Regions from separate parts of the Homo sapiens genome. Here region 2 is linked to region 1. The links are chromatin loops, found by intact Hi-C in ENCODE. Cell type or tissue: right lobe of liver. All regions are shown on one strand. Links, peaks and the distances in the headings refer to the core of each region. The heading gives the core; the rest is flanking DNA. Region 1 overlaps XXYLT1 (xyloside xylosyltransferase 1). Region 2 has its middle 9.8 kb from the start of FAM43A.

Evidence for each region. A loop is a pair of places that touch in the nucleus more often than their neighbours do. Peaks named below come from ENCODE experiments on the same cell type or tissue, not always from the same donor. Only the 100,000 strongest peaks of a DNase experiment are listed, where the experiment ranks them.
Region 2: it touches region 1 in a loop (2.4-fold over the local background); 105 of 110 quality-filtered maps call a loop at or near these places.

What each region holds. Positions count from the first base shown.
Region 1 is chr3:195,109,541-195,119,210 of GRCh38, reverse strand. All of the region lies in intron 3 of XXYLT1 (xyloside xylosyltransferase 1), which reads left to right. Among named protein-coding and RNA genes, the nearest start is that of XXYLT1-AS1, 20 kb to the right of the region's middle. RefSeq lists enhancers at 1,034-1,093, 827-1,367, 1,368-1,910. In right lobe of liver, for the core only: no CTCF peak of the experiment used is centred there; no DNase peak of the experiment used is centred there; H3K27ac peaks cover 352 bases.
Region 2 is chr3:194,690,809-194,700,478 of GRCh38, reverse strand. No RefSeq gene overlaps it. Among named protein-coding and RNA genes, the nearest start is that of FAM43A, 9.8 kb to the right of the region's middle. In right lobe of liver, for the core only: no CTCF peak of the experiment used is centred there; no DNase peak of the experiment used is centred there.

The DNA.
Region 1 (9,670 bases), core at 625-8,624:
CCAGGTTCAAGTGATTCTCCTGCCCTAGCCTCCCGAGTAGCTGGGATTACAGGCGCGTGCCACCACACCCAGCTAATTTTTTTTTTTTTGTATTTTTAGTAGAGACAGGGTTTCACCATGCTGGCCAGGCTGGTCTTAAACTCCTGACCTCGTGATCCACCCGCCCTGGCTTCCCAGAGTGCCGGGATTACAGGCATGAGCCACCGCGCCTGGGCTTATTTCCATTTTTTCAAAGACAAAACTGAGGCTCAAAGCAGAGAGGTGACCTGCCTGCTGATGTACAGCTAATGACAGAGCCCCAGAGGAACGCAGTGCTCTTAGAACCCCACTGAAGATTCCTCCTTCAGGGAACTACGTTTCGAAAGTTTACTACGTCACCTCCTTCGGGAATTCTGAAACATTGTGTACTCGTATCTTTACCCGTGAAAGCTGTTTCTGGGATTGGCGCTGTCAACTCCAGGCCCAGGTCTCTCTAATTCTGGGTTGGTAGGTTTTGCATTAATGAGATTTAACTCACCATGGTTCATTTCTCCCTTTGCAGTCCCTTGTGTATGCCCCTGGGGCATAGGTGCCTGTGGCAAGTCTGTGAAGGCTGCATTCTCCCCCAGCTTGGAATGCCCAGTGCCCCTGCTGCAGCCCACAGCCCTTCAGAAGGTGATTGCAAGGAAGCCAAGCCTAACCTCATCTTCCGTTCCTTCTGCCATGTCCACACCTGGCGTCACCTGTGCAGCCTTTCCTGCATGAGTCATGGCCAGGCAAGCTCGGTGACATGCACTGGGAGCCCGGTGTGGAAGCTGGGAGGCAGTCATTGTGTAGTCACGCTAGTGGTGGCCACGGGCCATGGGGCTCCTAAGGAAATTAGAAGGACCTTTGGAACTGCCTTCCTCCCCACCCTGCTCTGTATCTCCTTCAGAGTTTTTCTGATAGGGGTAGTGCTGACTTGTTCCTTGGGAAGGCTTGGAGATTTGGGGTCTTCGCCTGCATCTTATCAAAATCCCTGTGTCTCACTGGAGGAGTAAGAACCTGACCTGCCATCAGGAAATGCCTTAGATGAGTGCTCAGCACCGGTGGCAGGACTGGGGATGTTTAGTTAAGATAAGAGAAAGCCCAGGGGGGCATTATCTCTGTCTTCATATGGGACAGGAAATGTACTTGTTCCTTGTGGCTCTAGGGGGCAGGACGTGGAGCAGAGAGCAGAAGCGTTAAGGGGTGAAATTCAGCATCATGTGAGAAAGAACTCACTAAAAAGTCATTTTCAAAAAGTAGAACATGCTGCCCTGAGCAGAGTGAATTTCTTCTTCCTGGAAATTTCCAAGTGTTATTCCGACGGGGAGGCTGTGGCCCAGGGGCCCAGGAATGGGAACTCCAGTGCTGAGTGGCACTGAGATGGCCACTGACCTTTACACTTATTGGCATGTAATTAGTCCCCTCCACAGTGTCCTGTAGTGACAGCTACCCACAAGAGCTGAGCTCCGGGCAGGCACCACAGAGGGAAAGAGGGCCAGGGACCCCTCATTCTTATTGTTTCCCTGGATGTGTGCATGCATGTGTGCGTGAGAGAGGGGGGTGCATGGAGTTTTTCCCTTTGTTTCCACGCTACCCCGACCCCTACTCCACACCAAATAACTCATTTAATAACTTGGAATCCTCCCATATGTTTATCTGTGCTTATAAAAGTCATAGACACTTATGACACACATCAACACATAGATACATGTACAAGTTTTTAAAAATTGTTTTATAAAAATGAGATCATATGAATCAAATTTACTGCATGTTGCTTTTCTTGCTCATCAGTACTTCATAGAAAAATCCCTCAAGTTCACTGGTATGCCTCTCTTATTTCATTCTGCTAATGTAGTCCATAGGATGGATGGCCCACATCTGATTCAACATTCTTACTTTGATGGCATTCATTTTATCTCTAGTTTTTTCACTTATAAATAATGCTTCCACAAACATTCTCATTTGTACATATGGACGCGTGTGTGTATGTGTCCTTCCGAGCTAGTGCTTTTATTTCCCAGGCATAGATTCCCAAGAGTAGGAGTGCTGAGCTGAAGGGGATGTGTGTGTGTGTGTGTGTGTGTGTGTGTATACACTATATATATATAGGATGTTTCCAGATTGTTTTCCCAATAAACTACAGCAATTCTCACTTCCATTAATAGTACATGAAGGCACCTGTTTCCACATCCCCGTAGCATCAGTTGTGATTTCCTTGTTTGTGCTGGCTGGGCTGATGGGTGGGCAGTAACACTTCATTGTTACTTTGTTTCATTTCTCTGACCCCTGGTGTGCCTGAGCATTATTGTATAGGATTATCTGCCATCTGGATTGCTCTTCCCCCAATCACCTGTGGGACCTTTGCCTGTTTTGCTCCCGAGGTTCCAGAAAGGAGAACAAGGCTTTCTGGGTCAGGCAGGCAAGCAAGTGTGTTTCCGTCTCAGCCTTTACCTGGTCCTGGAGATGGTCAGCCCTCAATGACTTACCTTCCCTTTCCCTTCTGCACAGTTTTTAGAGTCCCCAGAAATGGGAAATTAAATCTTATTCTCCCAAGCGTCCCAGGGTAAGGGTGAGGGAGAGAGCAGGAAATAGAGTTGCAAGCCGGTGAGAGCTGATAAGTTGTCCTGTGGATTGGTTCTACTGTCTCTCTCTTGTGTTTCCTGGGCCAAGTTCCCTCCCTTCTTGCTGATGTGCACTTGGCAGTGCACCTGTAAATAGTTTGGATCTTGACTGATGTTTCTGAAGCTTCAAGTCTCACTACTCAAAGTGTAGTTCATGGACCAGAAACAGAATCTCAGACCCCACCCCAGACCTACTGACTCAGAATCTACATTTTAACGAGATCCCCAGATAATTCACAGAAACATTAAAATTGGAGAAGCATTGGCTTAAAGCATTCTGGTTAGAATTTGTGAGGGGAAACAGACACGCTTAGAACTTACTTGCCCAGAAATGTTGCTGCAGTTGAGAATGTTTTAGATGTGTCAGTAGATCCAGCATGGTGCAGATTCCACCGCTCGTGGTGGCATGCCTTCTTTCTCTTGCTCTTGAGATCTCATAGTGCATGTCACCTACCAGAACACAGCGCCCCTCTGCCTTGGGTGACAGGAAAGCTCAACACACCCCAATCCAGCTGCTTCTCCCTGTCGCTGAGTCTTATAGGCCCATCAAGTCCACGTAAACAACCTGTTTTAGATAGCCCGACTCCGTTTGTGGCAAATAGTGCATGCTTCAGCTGCCTGACTTGAGTTTCCTGCCATCTCCTGAGCGGCCCAGCTCCTTATCACTGTCCCTGTCACCTGTCCTCGGTCTTTGTCTCCTGAGCCTGAGGACAGCCTCAGCGCCTCCAGTTTTCATACAGAGCTGCCCCCATCAGACCCTCTCGCCCTCTGACAAAGCACTGTTAGTTACTCTCTAGATAACCGAGGTCCGGTCCTGGCCTGCACCTGCCGCCCTCCTTCCTCCACCTCGGACGTGAACACCTCAGCTCAAAGGTGAGAGCGCACACGGTGTGCTGCCGGAGCCAGACGAGGGGGTTACTGCTCCGCACCAGATGAAGGGAGTCGTCCTGTAAATAGCTGTGCTTTCCAAACCACTTCCACTGTGGCTCCTGAGGCCTTCACGCGTGCTCGGTTTGCCAGGCAGGGTTTATCAACCAGGGATCGCGTAGGAAGCAGAAACCACTCCAGGTGGTGTAAGCAGAAGGAGTTTCTTGTTGGAATTAGGTGCTTACAACATTGTTGGAGGGGCTCAAGGGGCAGGTTTCCGGCTGGGCCTTTTGAAGGACTCCTGGCTAGTTCAGAAGCAGCTGTTGCCAGCCCACAGCCATTCCTGGACTCTCTAGGAGGCTGAAGGATGAACAGTCTAAGTTGAGGTCTGAGGATTATGGAGTTTGGACAGAAATCACCACCACTGCCCTGCTTTTCTGGTACTCAGGAAGCGGCAGCACGACCTGGGTTCAAGGTGACTGGGACCGTCTAACCAGCAGTGACAGCCAGAAGCCACATTCTCACCGGGCACGTCTCATGTGAGCACACTAGTTCCCGAGTCGCAGCACCTGATTCACGTCCCGAGCTCTCGCCGTTTGGGCATCTGGGAAGCTTAGTTTCCCTCGTTCCAACCTCTCAATAGGAGGAGGATCAACGGGAGGTTTGGGAGGAGCCAACTGTGCAACCTCAGCTAGGTACGATTTTGACGAGTGGAACGGGTGGGGCCTGCGGCATTCACACTCCCAAGCTCAGCCTCCACCCAGGAGTGACTGCGCCCAGGCCGACCCCGGTGTCTTCCCACACTTGGCGTTAGCACCTTCTGCAGGTGGCAGCCTCCTTGCACCGGCAGGGAGACCACTGAGCGGCTTCACTCCTCCCTGGTTTTCTAAGCCTGTAAGACTGCTACCTTCCTGCGTGCTCCAAAAGCGATTGCTTTTTCACTTAGTTTCGTCTGATTGACGAAAGCTTGTCACAAGCTTGACAGAGGTTCAGGGAATGTGGGCAAAGCCGCGCTGCCTTCTACATCAAGTGCTGTTCATTTGGGTCATTAGGATTTCATGTCTGGTCCTGGTCTTCGTAATTAAACGTGTAAAGAGATGTCCTCCCAGCACTGTCATGAGCAGGAACTTTTTAGTAGAAATGTACTTGTTGATGACATGGTTGTATAATGTGATTGTGGGTGTAGGGGGACAGATGTGTTTCAAGTGCTAGAGAAATGACAATGATTTGGGTCTCATGGGACCCAGGCACAGGACCGTACACAGAGCAGGTGCTCAAAATGGCTTATTTAGTACATGGAGTGAAATGAAAAGAAGCTCAACGCAGGTGGAAGGTGATGCTCCGTGTCTCCCGGCTCTCCAGGCAGTAGTCATTCCTTGGCCCCTCAGATCCTCCATTTTGGGTGCAATGGTGTGGCTGTACTTTGTGGAGAAACAAATTTGGGCAGCTGAGTTCAGGGCTTCACGTGGAGGAGCGAGAAGGGGGCCACCCAATGCAGCTTTCCCTGGAAGCGTGTGGACTGGGGCACAGTTGTTGCAGGATGATTGGCTGCCACCATAAGTGGGCAAAATCATGGGCAGATCATCCTGCTTCCTTAATTGAATCTTGGAATGCATTCAGAATCTTCAACCCAGGGGTCTGGCACTCAAGGCGTTTGTGACCTGGCACTGACTCAGTACGCTCTAGCCAAATTGGGCACTCATGGCTCCCAGATGCTGTGCCAAGCTTTCACCTGCTTATCTTTGCTTGCACTGTTCCTGCCACCTGGAGGGACTTCTCTTCACCCATCTCTACCTTGAGAAATCCTCTCTGTCATTCATGGCCAACTCAGACACCCCTTCTTCATAGCATTCTTTGCCCGCCGGCCTCAGGAGCACCCTCTGGCACTATCAGAATGCCCAGGGCTCCTTTCCACCCTTTTCTCCTGGCCACAACCCTTTCTCCTGGCCACACCCCTTTCCGCCTCTTTGCCTGGTCCTGTGGGTGCTGTGCAGGCTCCCTCAGCCAAGCTCGGCATTCCCAGGCCTGGCTCCGAGTAGGTGTTTGTGGAATGAATGGCTAAAAAGTAAAGCAAAAAGCTCATGAAACAGAGGGGAAATCCAAAACTGATTAAAGAGAAAAAGGATTCTAACAAAAAAGACCGTGAGTGCTGGGTTCACACTGCCTGGGTTCAGGTCCTGGCTCCACTATTTAATAGCCCTGTGACCTTGGACAAACCAGTAAACCGCTTTGTGCCTCAGTTTCCCCCTATGTTAAGGATAAGCGTACTACCTAATCAGGGATGTTCTGAGAATTAAGATTCTTGAAAACATGTCAGCTTCTTGGAACGGTGCCTGCCTCGTAGTAAGTGTTAATATACGTTAGTGCACCACTCCCCTCCCAAGCTTTCCCAACTCCCTGGCTTGTCGAAGATAGTGTCAGAAACTGGCGTTTTTCCGAGCTCCCGCCAGATGTTCACCTCCGTTTCCATCCTGCAGTTGCGGCGAAATCAGTGGGAGATGTTTTCCTGAGGCGGCTCCATCCTTACTGTGGAAGGGAGAAAAGACGGGAAGGTCCACGGACCAAGGAGTGGCTCTTGCCAGGCTCTGTGCGAGGGCTCCTCATATGAAATGCTGTTTAATCTTCACACAGCCTCTGGGTATGGATTAATGTTCCTATCTGGGAGGAAGCTGAAGCTCAAAGAAGAGCAACAGCTTGCCTGGGATGGCACGGCGAGTGAGGGGCATGGCTGCAGTTGAAACCCAGATTGGATTTTGAAACCCATGTTCTCTTGACTGCTTCATCCAGCTGTTCCCACCACCTGGGGCTGGAGGCTGGGGGCTGCGTGTATGTGCGCACATGTGTGCATGCATGTGTGTGCATGCGTGTGGGTGTGTGTGCGTGTGTGCGCTGCTTCAGCTGTTCCCACCACCTGGGGCTGGGAGCTGCGTGTGTGCATGGGTGTGTGTGTGTGCATGCGCGCACTGCTTCAGCTGTTCCTACCACCCGGGGCTGGGAGCTGCGTGTGTGCATACGTGTGTGTGTGCACTGCTTCATCCAACTATTCCCACCACCCGGGGCTGGGAGCTGCGTGTGTGCATGGGGGTGTGTGTGTGCACATGTGTGCGTGTGTGTGCATGCGTGTGTGTGTGTGCGTGCGTGTGTGTGCACTGCTTCATCTAGCTGTTCCCACCTGGGGCTGGGGGCTCTGTGTGTGTGTGTGGGTGTGTGTGGGTGTGTGCATGTGTCCATGCGTGTGTGCATGTGTGTGGGTGTGCACATGCGTGTGGGTGTGCGTGCGTGTGTGTGCATGTGTGTGTGTGCGCGCACGTGCGCACGTGCAGTCCTTGCTGGGGTGGGTGGGCTCGATGGCCCTGCCCCGAGTTGCCTCAGAACTGAGCAGAGTGGATCAGTGTGGACAGATCTTCTGGGGCTTGCGAACCCCAAAGCATCAGCGAAACCCGTGTTTGCCCAGTGTTCAGCCATGGCAGCCCACAGAACCTGACCCGGATTCCAGTAGGCTTTTGCCCAGGTGTCGCTGAGATGTCAGCAAGCCTCAGTTTCCTAGTTCATGGGCCCTCCTGACGGCTAGAAATGGTCTCGTGGGTTTTAAGAATAATTATAACTATCTTGTCCTCACTTAAGCTGATTTGGTATATACCAATGTACTGATTGATATTAGCACCCGTCTCATTTGCACATTTCTGCAGCGATAGTAATGCCAAGTAAACTGTAGAAGAAATGAGTTCCTGAGGCATTTACAGGCAATCAGGATGTTCACTTTGCATGTAGAGCAGGCACGCGCTATTTGAATCAAGCTTCCACGATTGGGGCGAGCAAATGATCTTGTATTTACATATTTTTCCGAAGGCCACTTTACCTCAATTTTAAATCTTTAAGTTGAGTTCCTATTTTTGAAAATTCTGTTTTGTTGTAACTGAGGTAATCCAGCCTCAAGGCCCTGTGAAGACAGCTTATGTTAGAAGTCTGTCTGTTAATCTTACCACGTTGAAGACAGTGGAATTCTGTGAGAAAAGATAGGCTTCACGAGTCAGTACCAGTGGTAGATGGGTGGGCCAGTGATAGTATAATACTCGTTCAGCTTGGTCACAATCAGCGTGTCCTTTACCTGCTGCTTACAGACGTTCACAGTGACAGATGCTCCCGTCATGAGAGACACTGAGCACCATCAGACACCTGCCCCTGGAGCGCCATCCTAGCCAGAGAGATACACACAGGCCCAGCCCACTCAGCCCAGCCAGACCCTCTCCGCCACCTCCTTTCCCCTTGCTCCCCATCCAGCCTCTCTCCCCATCTCCCCTCTCTGCTATGGATTGAATGTGTTCCTCAGAAATTCATACGCTGAAGCCCTAACCACCACTCCCTCAGAATGTGACCTTATTTGGAATAGGGTCGTTGCAGATGTCATTTGTTAAGATGAGGTCCTCATGGTCGAGCCTAATCCAGTATGACTGGTGTTCTTATAAAAAGAGGAATTTGGGCACAGACACACACACACAGGGAGAACATCACGTAAAGGAGAAGTCAGATCACGGCTTTGCTTCTGCGTGCTAAGGAATAGCAAAGATTGCCAGCGAACCACCAGAAGCTAGGGGAGCGGCCTGGAACAGGCTCGGCCTCGCAGCCCTCAGAGGGATCCAGCCCTGCCGACCCATGATCTCAGACTTCTAGCCTCCAGGACTGCGGACAATCAGTGTCTGCTGTTTAAGCAAACCGGTTTGTACTTTGTCGTGGCAGCCCTAGAAAATAAATATCACCCTGCCCCCACCCACATACACATACCTCACACACACCACACACACACACCACACACCTCACCCACACACACGCACACATACACCACACACCACACACACACTTATACAACACACACAACACACCACACACACACTTATACACCACACACACGCACACATACACCACATACACTTATACACCACACACACACCACACACACTTATACACCACACACATGCACACATACAGCACACACACACACACCACACACACCACACACATGCACACATACAGCACACACACACATACACCACACACAACACACCACACACACTTATACATCACACACCACACACACACCACACACATGCACACATACAGCACACACACACATACACCACACAACACACCACATACATACACCACACACACACCACACACACGCACACGTACACCACGCACACATACACCACACACCATGCACACATACACCACATACACACACACCTCACCCACACACCACACACACTTTACACCACATACACACGCACACATACACCACAGACGCACTTATACACACATAACACACCACACACACTTATACAGCACACACGCACGCACATACACCACACACCACACACATACACACACCTCACCCTCACCCACACACACATATACCACACACGCACACATACACCCCACACACACCACACACCCACACACACTTCACCCACACACGCACACCACACACTTATACACCACACACGCACACACCACACATACACCTCACCCACACACACACATACTCAGACACCACACACAACACACAGACACCACACACACCACACACACACACACCACACATGCACACATACACCACACACGCACACTCATACACCACACACACCAGACACCACACACACCACACACACGCACACATACACCAGACATGCACACTCATGCCACACACAACCACACACCATGCACACACCCCCACCCACACACATACACACAACACACACACATGCACGCACACTCATATACCACACACACATATACCCCCACACACACCACACACACCCACACCTCACCCACACACATGCACACATACACCACACACACAGGCACACATACACCACACACACGCACACTCATACACCACACACACACTCATACACCACACACACCACACATACACCACACACACACCCAGCCCCACACTCACATACATACCTGAACACATACACCACACACACGCACACTCATACACCACACACACCAGACACCACACACACTCATACAACACACACACCACACACACGCACACATACACCACACACACCACACAGACACCACACACACTCATACAACACACACCACACACACGTGCACTCATATGCCACACAACCACACACACCATGCACACACACACCCCCTAC
Region 2 (9,670 bases), core at 804-8,803, 420 kb after region 1:
AGGTGTCTGGGCTCCCTGGCGAAAGGCAGCTGAGGCCTCCAGGAAAGAAGAGCACAGGCAGCTTCCCTAGGGTGGCTGTGTCTGACAAGGAAGTAGAGTGGAAGGCCTGTCGTGGCCAGGTTTCTGATCTGCCCGGCACACTGGGAAAAAATGAGGCGACCCACTCTCTGCAGCTCACAGTGCAGAGGGAGGACCCGTGCAACAGGTCACAGGAAGACAAATCTCAGAAGACCTTTCCAAGAATCAGAGCTGTCCTTCCAGGGGCTGGGCTGTCCCAGGAGAAAGAGAGACCTGCTCCTAAGGGTCGTAAGAATCCAGGGACTGCCCCTCCTCCCAAGGAAAGACAGTCCAGCTCAAATGTTCCTTCTAGTCCCGAGCTAATGTGATTTTCAGCGTCTGTTTCTGAGAAGTTACTTGGGCTCTGGGTTCTGACCTATATTTAAAGCAGCCCCTAGGACCATGTGCAAACTGAATGATGAACACCTACACAAAACACAGATAAATGATTTCCCCATGACCCTTCCAAAGTCTTAGTTTGTATAAACCTGAGCCAGTGGTCATAAAATGAAGAGAGGACAAGAGAGTAGGTACTTTTTCTGTTTGGGACAAGATTTGAATCTCCAGGCCTGGCATGGTGGCTCACACCTGTAATCTCAGCACTTTGGGAGGCTGAGGCTGGAGGATTGTTGGAGCCAAGGAGTTTGAGACCAGCCTGGGCAACATTGCGAGACTTCCATTTCTACAAAAAGTAAAAATTAAAAAATTAGCCAGCCGTGATCGCACACACCAGTAGTCCCAGCTACTCAGGAGGCTGAGGCAGGAGGATCACTGGAGCTTAGGAGATCAAGGCTGCAGTGAGCTATGATCACACCACTGTACTGCAGCCTGAGTGACAGAACAAGATCCTTTCTAAAAAACAAAAAATTGAATCTCCAGTGTACATGCAGACTTGGATGAGTAGGCCTGCCCCTCCACCTGTTGCAGAGTCTGCACACCTCTTCTCCAAGCCCATTTCTCCATTTCTCTTTTCTTCTGGGCACACAGCTAGACTACATTTCCCAGCTTCCCTTGTAGTGACATATAGCCACGAACTGAGTTCTGGCCAATGGAACATGGGCAGAAGTTGTGTGTATCCCTTCTGGACCTGGCCCATTAAAATGTTCTAAATGATCATACACATTCTCTATCCACTGGAGGACATTCTTGGGCCAGATGCAGAAATTCCAAGACCTTAGAATAGAGATAAACAAGTTTTTGGGCCAGATGTAAATATTTTAGGCTTGTGAGCTACACAGTATTTGTTGCAACTGCTGTCAGAGTTCAAAAGCAGCCATAAATACGTAAGTAAATGAGTGTGATTGTGTTCTAGTAAAACTTCATTTACAAACAGCTGGCAGACTCAATTTGGCCCATGGCTCTTGCCCTAGGAGATGGTGGAGCCACAATGTAGAAGGAGCCTGGGTCTCTGAATGAATGCCTGGCAACCAAGAGTATTCATACTGACTATTGCATAAGTGAGGACTAATCTTTTATTATGTCAAGCCAGTAAGAGTATGAGATTTATTAAAGCAGCTGGTAATCTCTACCCTATTTAATTATACTCACCATACTCTATTTTTTTCTGGTGGCCAAGTGTGCAGGTCAAGAAATGGACCAATGAGGAAAAAACTTGAGTGGTTTTCTGAAGTGGCCTTTAAAACTACAGGGCTGGAGAGAGGCTGCAGGTAGGAGATTTCCAAAAACACCTCCCCACCACCAAAAAAAAAGTTCTGGAGAATGATGCTTCCTCTAGAACCTAAGTCAGGCAGGTTTGTGACTCCAGGCGGAGCCTTTGAGGAGACCCACTTTGATGGTTAAAGAGGAAGAGCATCTCCTCTGTGAAACCCTTTGTGATCACCCCTCCCTCCCGTGGGTGGGTTGGCTGCCCCTGCACTATATTCCCTCAATACTTTACACATAAACTGACCATGCCTCTCTTTATGTTGGATTGGTCTTACCCGCTTTGTCCTTTTCTGCTGGACATAAGAGCAAGGACTGCATCTCATCTCCCTGGGTTCATCCTCCAGCCCCCCACTTTATCCCCCAATCTCACCCCTTCCCCACACTCTCCCACCTCCCTCCACAACCAGCACAGTGCTTGGCACACAGGAGATACCTTGTGAATGTCCCTTCAGTGAAGGAGAGAACAGAAATGAATGAATGAAGACATGCATAGGTTGACAAATTTGCCTAGGTTACAGGGGGTTGGCTATATCACTTATCATTTTTCATCAAACTGGGATACCCTGAGGGTGAAAGGCAGCTCTACTGTAATTATCCACAGTCATCATAGCAGTAGGCGTCTTTGGACCATGGTCTCCAGCAATACAGAGCATTCTCAAAGGGAATCAGTGGTTTCAATTAGTTTAAGAACATTTAATATTAAAAGCAAACAAAGAAGAAAACTCAGAGCACAATGGAAAGGAAAGGATGCTGTGATCTGAAGGGTTTTTTGGCGGAAACCTGGGAGGATCGCACCGCTCTCTCATTGCGCTATGAGTTTTCACTGATCATTTCACACCAATGCCAAGCACAACAGGTTGAGTTGACAATACAGCTCATATCCACCCTAGAGCACAGTCCCAGGATTACCCACAGGAACACACACATGTATACACACACACACCACCGTTCTAGCAGGATAAGAGGATCCCACGTGTTCTTGTGTATACTCTCCCTGCATATGTTTCCAAGAAAAATCTCAGAACCTCCGCTTTTCTAGAAAATAATCAGTCTAAAGAATTACTTTAAGAGGATGTGTGTCCACTTCAGGGACATCTATTTGAGAGGTAAATGAAATCACAATTGCAAATATTTGTGGAAAGTTTTGGGCGGTTGTGCGTGTGTGTGTGCTTGAGTATAGAACACTAATCACATCAGTAATACTGATCTGGGCTGATAATCAAATGCTGACTAAATGAATCCCATTATATGGAACAAATAAAAATGCAGCCAGAGAGCATAGGGCAGCCGCCGTGCTCTCCTGCCACAGCTGAGGGAAGAGATTGGGCTGGAGATGGCCATGTAGCCCATGTGGATATCGAGCATTTTGGATGGAAACTTAGCCCGTAATGTTTCCACATGAAGTATGCCATTCAAATACCCACCTACTGCTTCCTACTCTTAATAAATTCCTTCATTTTTTCGGGTTTTCCCACCTTGGGCCGTGAGATATGTTTCTGAAAACCTTCCTACCCATTGGCACACTGGCTCCGTGGGCGAGCCTCACCGAAGCTCACCCAGCCAGACTGTATTCTTTCCGTGTGAGTACTCCAGCAGCAACCACTCCTTTCCCGTACTGCACTTTACAAGGCCCTTACTGGTCCAACATTTAGATTTTGAGCCTAAACACAACCTGAAAGAGAGAGTTTGATTAGGTATTACCAGCTCTATTTCACATCAAGAATTGGTGCCAAAAGGAAGCCTGCCCAAGGTCAAAGGGCTAATATATGGGAAAACCAGCGCTAGAACTGGGTCTTAGGTGCCTTTCTCCTTAGCTATACCTTACAGCCTCACCACCCTACCCCATCCAGCCCCCAATTCCACTTTTGTCAGGTAACGTTGGACACGTGCCAAGACCTGGGGCAGAGGAATGGAGTGGCAGATTTGTCGCTTATGACTGGAACCTGTTTTGATCTCATCAGTGTGGACACCTCCAGAAAGATCCGACCAGCCATGGACTCTGTAAGTTTCTTTCATCTGCAACCACTGCTGCAGACGCAAGAGAGGGAAGGCCTCATACACCTGGGTGTGTCTGTGGATCTCTTTCAGATAAGCAGCGTGGTTTGGTGCAGACACAAACAGTAGCACTGAATCACATGCTGCTCTTTTGAAGAGATGAGCTCCTCCACTGGAAATCAGGTGGTGAGCACCAGCAAAGGTTTCCCCTGGGAATCACAGCCACCGGGGGCAGGTCGACGTACAAAGATGAAGGTAGGTTTCCCTACAGGGGAAGCCTTGCGGGAAGACAGAGAGAAGCTGTGGGTAAGGAACTGCTGATGGTTTTGTAGATCTGTAAATGGTACCTGGGAATCATTGGCGAGCCCTGAACTGGAACACAGAACTGAGAGAGTGCTGATGCAGGACCCAGCGTCCCGACCCACCCTCCCTCCTTGAACTCATGTGACCTTGGCAACTTCGTTTTCTCTTTCTCTGGGCAGGAGTTCAGCTGCAAGATTGGAACCTTTAGGAACATGGCTTATGGTGTTAGGAGAACATCCATAAAGTGATTAAAAGTACTCCCTGCACTGAAATATTTGTTACTGCCCACGCTGGCCTCCTCCCATCATGGTGCCTAAAAATAGCCTTAATATTTGGCCTTTTAGATCTCAAAGACTTTTAATATTTGGGAGTCCCCTATTAAACTGTCAGGTCCATGGAAAAGTCATTTAGGCGAGTGTTTGGGATATTCACTGTAGACTGAGGAACAATAGCTTGAGGTGGCAAAAGTGGAGACTTTAGCAGCGTGAGAAGGGGGAGAGCCCTAAGCTTCACACACTTACAACTGGCTGGTGTCCCCAGGGCAGTGGGGCTCCCTACATTGTTGCTGAGAGTGTCTGAAAGAGGGCAGTGTGGCATCTTAGAAAGAGACTGGGGAAAACAAAACCTGGGTTCTAATCCTGGCTCTGCTGTAAGCTTCCTGTGGCACACGCACAAGTCCTTTCCCCTCTCTGGGCCTCAGTTTCCCTATCTGTAAAATGAAAGGATTGGAACCAAGGGGTGATGAGGTTGTGTCTGGCTCTCAAGATTTTGAAATGAACTGGTGAGCCATGATTGGCTAATCCTGGAGCAGAGGGTAGGGAGACTCCCCAGTCATCAGCCAAGACCCAACCCTTTTAGAGAAAGAATCCAGGATGGGGGTGAGTCCTGGAGCAGGAGGAGCCTGCTGCAAGACAGACAGGGAAGCATTCCCCAGGCCATCAACTCACTCTTCTTCCCAGACTTCCTCAAGTGGGTCTTGGTCTCCCTTGCCAGGAGCCCCAAACTCCCTGCTGCCAGATGCCCTCACGGCCTTTGACCAGATGTTTAGGCTCTGCCAAGTTTCCTTGGACAGTACCCTGGGTTGCCTCCATACTAACTTATCCCCACCTTAAAGGATTCATGGGAAAGAGTGTAGGACTTGGAGTCAGGGGCCTTGAGTTCTGGTCCCAGCTTGCTGAGTAATCTTAGGCAAGCGATTGCACTTCTCTGAACCCTAACTTGGCCCTTGGATTCAGTGCCAGTTGCCGTTTCAGGACCCACCATGGCCTCTAAGTTTTGAGGTAATGAAAGGGATATCTACTAGCTGGTTCCTGGCTTCGCCAAGGGAATGTCACTTCCAAACCAGACGTTGGTGAAGGTCCAGGAACGTAGGTCCTGAAGACGAGCCCTGTCCTCAGAGCCCGAGATAGTTTCTAGCCCATAGTCAGAGGCTTCTTCTGTTTTGTCCTACTAGGGAAAGGGGGAAGGGAGAAACACTCTTGACCTTAACCTTGGCTTCTTTACGTCACAATAGTGAAAGTCTTGTTATTGTCTAATCAAGGGCACCCACTTTACCTGGGATGATCCTGGGGCTGGAGAGGGGAAGTGACTTGATTGACTCACACACTGAGGAAGTCCAGGGCTCTCCAGGCCTGGACCCGTGTCTCCCTGGCTTTCTGCCACACCATCACATTGTTTGAGTCTTCATTTGGCACAATTTAGGGAGGTTTGGGCAGTTAATTTGGGGCTGGGATGAGCAGGGATAAGACTCCAATTCCGTTCAAAGCCGATTCCAAATAAACCATCCTTCTCCAAACCAGAACCACCCCTCCCTAGAAGGTCAGGGACATTCCAAGGAAATTCTTGGGAATTAAATATACCTCATGGAGAGGTGAGGAATTGAATGATTTCCAATTTTCCCTCCTCACCAAACATATATCCTTGAAACCTTGGTTCCTACTTCTGGACAATGACCTTGAACTTGATTAGACCTGTTCTCTCCTGGAGTGGAATCACTCCTTTACTCCTTCCTTTGCATTTCCTGAGTACCTACTAGGTGCCAGACCCCATGTTAAGTGAGGTAAATCAGAGCTGCCTAAGACATATGCCTGTCCTTGAAGAATTCAGCCAACCAGGAAGGACACAAATGATTCATATCCATGATACAATGGCAAGAGCTTCTCCACCCACAAACTAGATCCACTCTTCTAGGATGGGGTCTCACCACACCAGATACCAAGGGTGGGAGCAAAAGAAGACGAAGTTCCCCTGGGGGCTGCACCCCACCCACCGGCAGCATTCTCCCCAGGAAGACAGACCCCCGGCCTCTTTACCTCCAGCGTCATGCATCTAGTACATATTCATTCACACTTGGTCTGGGGAGTAGGGGGTGGGGGGGGGGTTGCTGAACAATGTCAGAAATAGTTCTCATCAAGCAGCTACCATGTATGAAATGTGGGAGTACAAATAAGGGGGAAAGTAAGGGGAAATCCAAATGCCAGTTTCTGCCATCCCAAAGGGAACAATTTATTTATATGCCAGAAAAACTGGAGGCCTAGGCTGGGTGCAGTGGCTCACGCCTGTAATCCTAGTACTTTAGGAGGCCAAGGCCGGCGGGTCGCTTGGGGTCAGGAGTTCGAGACCAGCCTGGCCAACATAGCGAAACCTCGCCTCTACTAAAAATTTAAAAACATAGCTGGGCGTGGTGGTGTACGCCTCTAATCCCAGCTACTTGGAGGCTGACGCAGGAGAATCACTTGAACCCCAGAGGCAGAGGCTGCAGTGAGTGAAGATCATACCACTGCACTCTAGCCTGGGTGACAGAGAAAGACTCTGTCTCAAAAAAATAAAATAAAATAACTGGAGGCCTATTAAAAGCGCATCAGTCTAGGAGTTTGGACCCGTGGGTCTTGGTCCCTTAGCATGCCCTGGAGTTGCAGGATTGGTGCTGGCTGATGCCTCTGTGCTTGGTTTGCTTTTCCTTTAAAGCCTGGGCTATCTTTTCTTTCAGGCAATATAAGATATCAGCTAGGTTTGTGGAAAGGAGAAATTCAGATGGGGAGCTGTGCCATAGGGGAATGAGGTGTGAACTGGAGAAGGAGGAAGGGGTAGAGATGAAGAGGAGGGGAGAAGAGGAGGCCTTCAGAAATGTCACTCCCCATGGAGGGTTAGAAACAAGGTCCTTTTCTGGTACCACTGAGCAGCTCAAGAAAGAGGAAGGAAGGAGTGCCAAGTTCCAGGGCCATCTTCTCACCATTCAAACCACCAAGACGATGGTTAGTCAAGGCGCTCAAACTGGGTCACAAGAGCTTTAGAGCAAGCAGTGGGGGTTTGGTCTAGGGGACACTGGGCCTACGAACAGGGGTGAGCCAGAAGGAACAGAAACGGCCCCGGCTACTGGTCAAGCCAGATCCAGGTGTGGCCGCTGTAGTTTGGATATTTGTTCCCCCAAATCTCTTCTTGAAATTTGATCCCAGTGTTGGAGGTGGGGCCTAATGGGAGGTATTTGGGTCATGGAGGTGGATCCCTTATGAATAGGTTAATGCTCTCCCTGTGGGGAGACGGAGGCAATGAGTGATTTCTCTCTCACTCGAGAGCAGGTTGTCCAAAAGAGCCTGGCACTGCCCTTCTCCCTATCTCTTGCTTCCTTCCTCTTGCCATTTGATTCCTGCTCCAGTTCACCTCCCGCCATGAGTGCAAGCAGCCTGAGGCCTCACCAGAGCAGAAGCTGGCACCACACTTCTTGTACAGCCTGCAGAACCTTGAGCCAAATAAACCTCTTTCCTTTATAAATTACCCAGCCTTGCCAGGCATGGTGGCTCATGCCTGTAATCCCAGCACTTCGGGAGGCCAAGGCGGGTGGATCACTTGAGGTCAGGAGCTCAAGACCAGCCTGACCAACATGGTGAAACCCTGTTTCTACTAAAAAAAAAAAAAAGCACAAAATTAGCCGGGTGAGGTGGAGGGCACCTATATTCCCAGCTACTCGGGAGGCTGAGGCAGGAGAATCGCTTGAACCCGGGAGATGGAGGTTGTGGTGAGCCAAGGTCATGCTATTGCACTCTAGCCTGGGCAACAAGAGTGAAACTCTGTCTCAAAATAAATAAATCAATAAATATAAATAAATTACCCAGCCTCAGGTATTCTTTATAGCAACACGAAACGGACTAAGACAGTGGACATGTGCAACAAGCCTGGAGCAGAGAGTGCAGAGCGCCCTGGGCCTAGCACCCTCCTGGCTGCCTGGAGCCCTGAGTAGTTCCCCATGTGTCAGTCATGGCTCCTACCCCAGCAGTCCGTGCACATTTCTAGCTCTGTCATGCATCACTTAGCAGCAGATGCTGGGACTACTGATGCATACCACACAGAGGAAAGAGTTCTGCTTATTAAATTACTAAATCCTGTTTAAAAAGACGGCAACTTGCTCCTAATAGAATTTCTATGTTTCTCGTGATCCTTGGCAACTACAATGAGATTTTTAAATCTCCAGTATGGTGCCAGGGGTAGATTCTTCCAACCAGTTCTCTCTCTACTCACAAGCAGAACCCTCAAAAACAGCTCTGTCCCCTGGGAGGGAATTGTGCTTTCTTAGTATAACAGAGCCTTTCTAATTTGGTTAAAATCTGTTCTGCTGACTGTGGGGCAGTGAGAGGTGTTTCTTTAGGGAAACCATGTGTGTCCACACACGTGTGTGTGGAGGGGGTTCTCTGAAGCTGTCATAGTTGGGAGGGTATGAAATACTATTGTTTATTTTATGCCATTTTATTCCTCCCACCTTCCTGCTTACATATGCGACAAATGGTAGAAGTGAACATGGGATGTTTGTGCTGTGAGGAGTCGATGAATGCCTCCTCCCAGACTCACGCTGCCACCCCTGGAGGACCGCGTGCCGCCGGGAGTCACCCTGTTTTTCATGCAGTCGATGCTGCATTGTTGAACACGGAGGATTACCTAGGCTGGGAAAGAACGTGGAAAGTGTCTCAGTGCATTTAAAGTACCATCAGGTTAAGTCATGGAGAAACATGAGCCTCACTTTGCAGGAAAGAAAAGCTAAATTTGATGAGTAAACCAGACTTCAGGTGTTTTCTGGAAGGTGTATTTTATCTAATGACTTAGCTTTGCTTTTGTCGCTCCATTCTTTTCCCTCTGAGCTCCAGGAGCAAAGTAGTTTTAGGGTCTTTCTTTTATTTTCATTCAAAACATCTCTTCTTACTCTAGTGATATCATCCCTGGAAGACTGAGAAGTCAGAAGAGGTGAATCACGTGTCACCTTCACATCTCTTCTAGAATTACATCAGTCAGAGCTCTGAGGTGCAGTGGGGATCGATGCCAAAAAGCAGAGGGGAGGAAGGAGAGATGGGGAGGGCACAGACGGAGGAGGAAGGGAGCTGGCTCTTTCCAGCCTGCTTATTTTCTTCTTCCTCCTCCTCAACCTTCAAGCCCCCCTTCCTATTTATAAATCACATGAGAGGAAATATCAGACTTTAAAGAGATGGCTGCTTTATATTTATTGATGGTGTTGGTTTCAACACTATTTGCCTGAACTTTTGGACCAACCACCACATGCCTGTCAGTCACAGATGAAAGCCAACATTGGCATTCTCACAGGACACTTAAACTAGATAAGAATGAAGACACACAGACCCTGCCCTGTCTCCCAAGTATTAGCCAT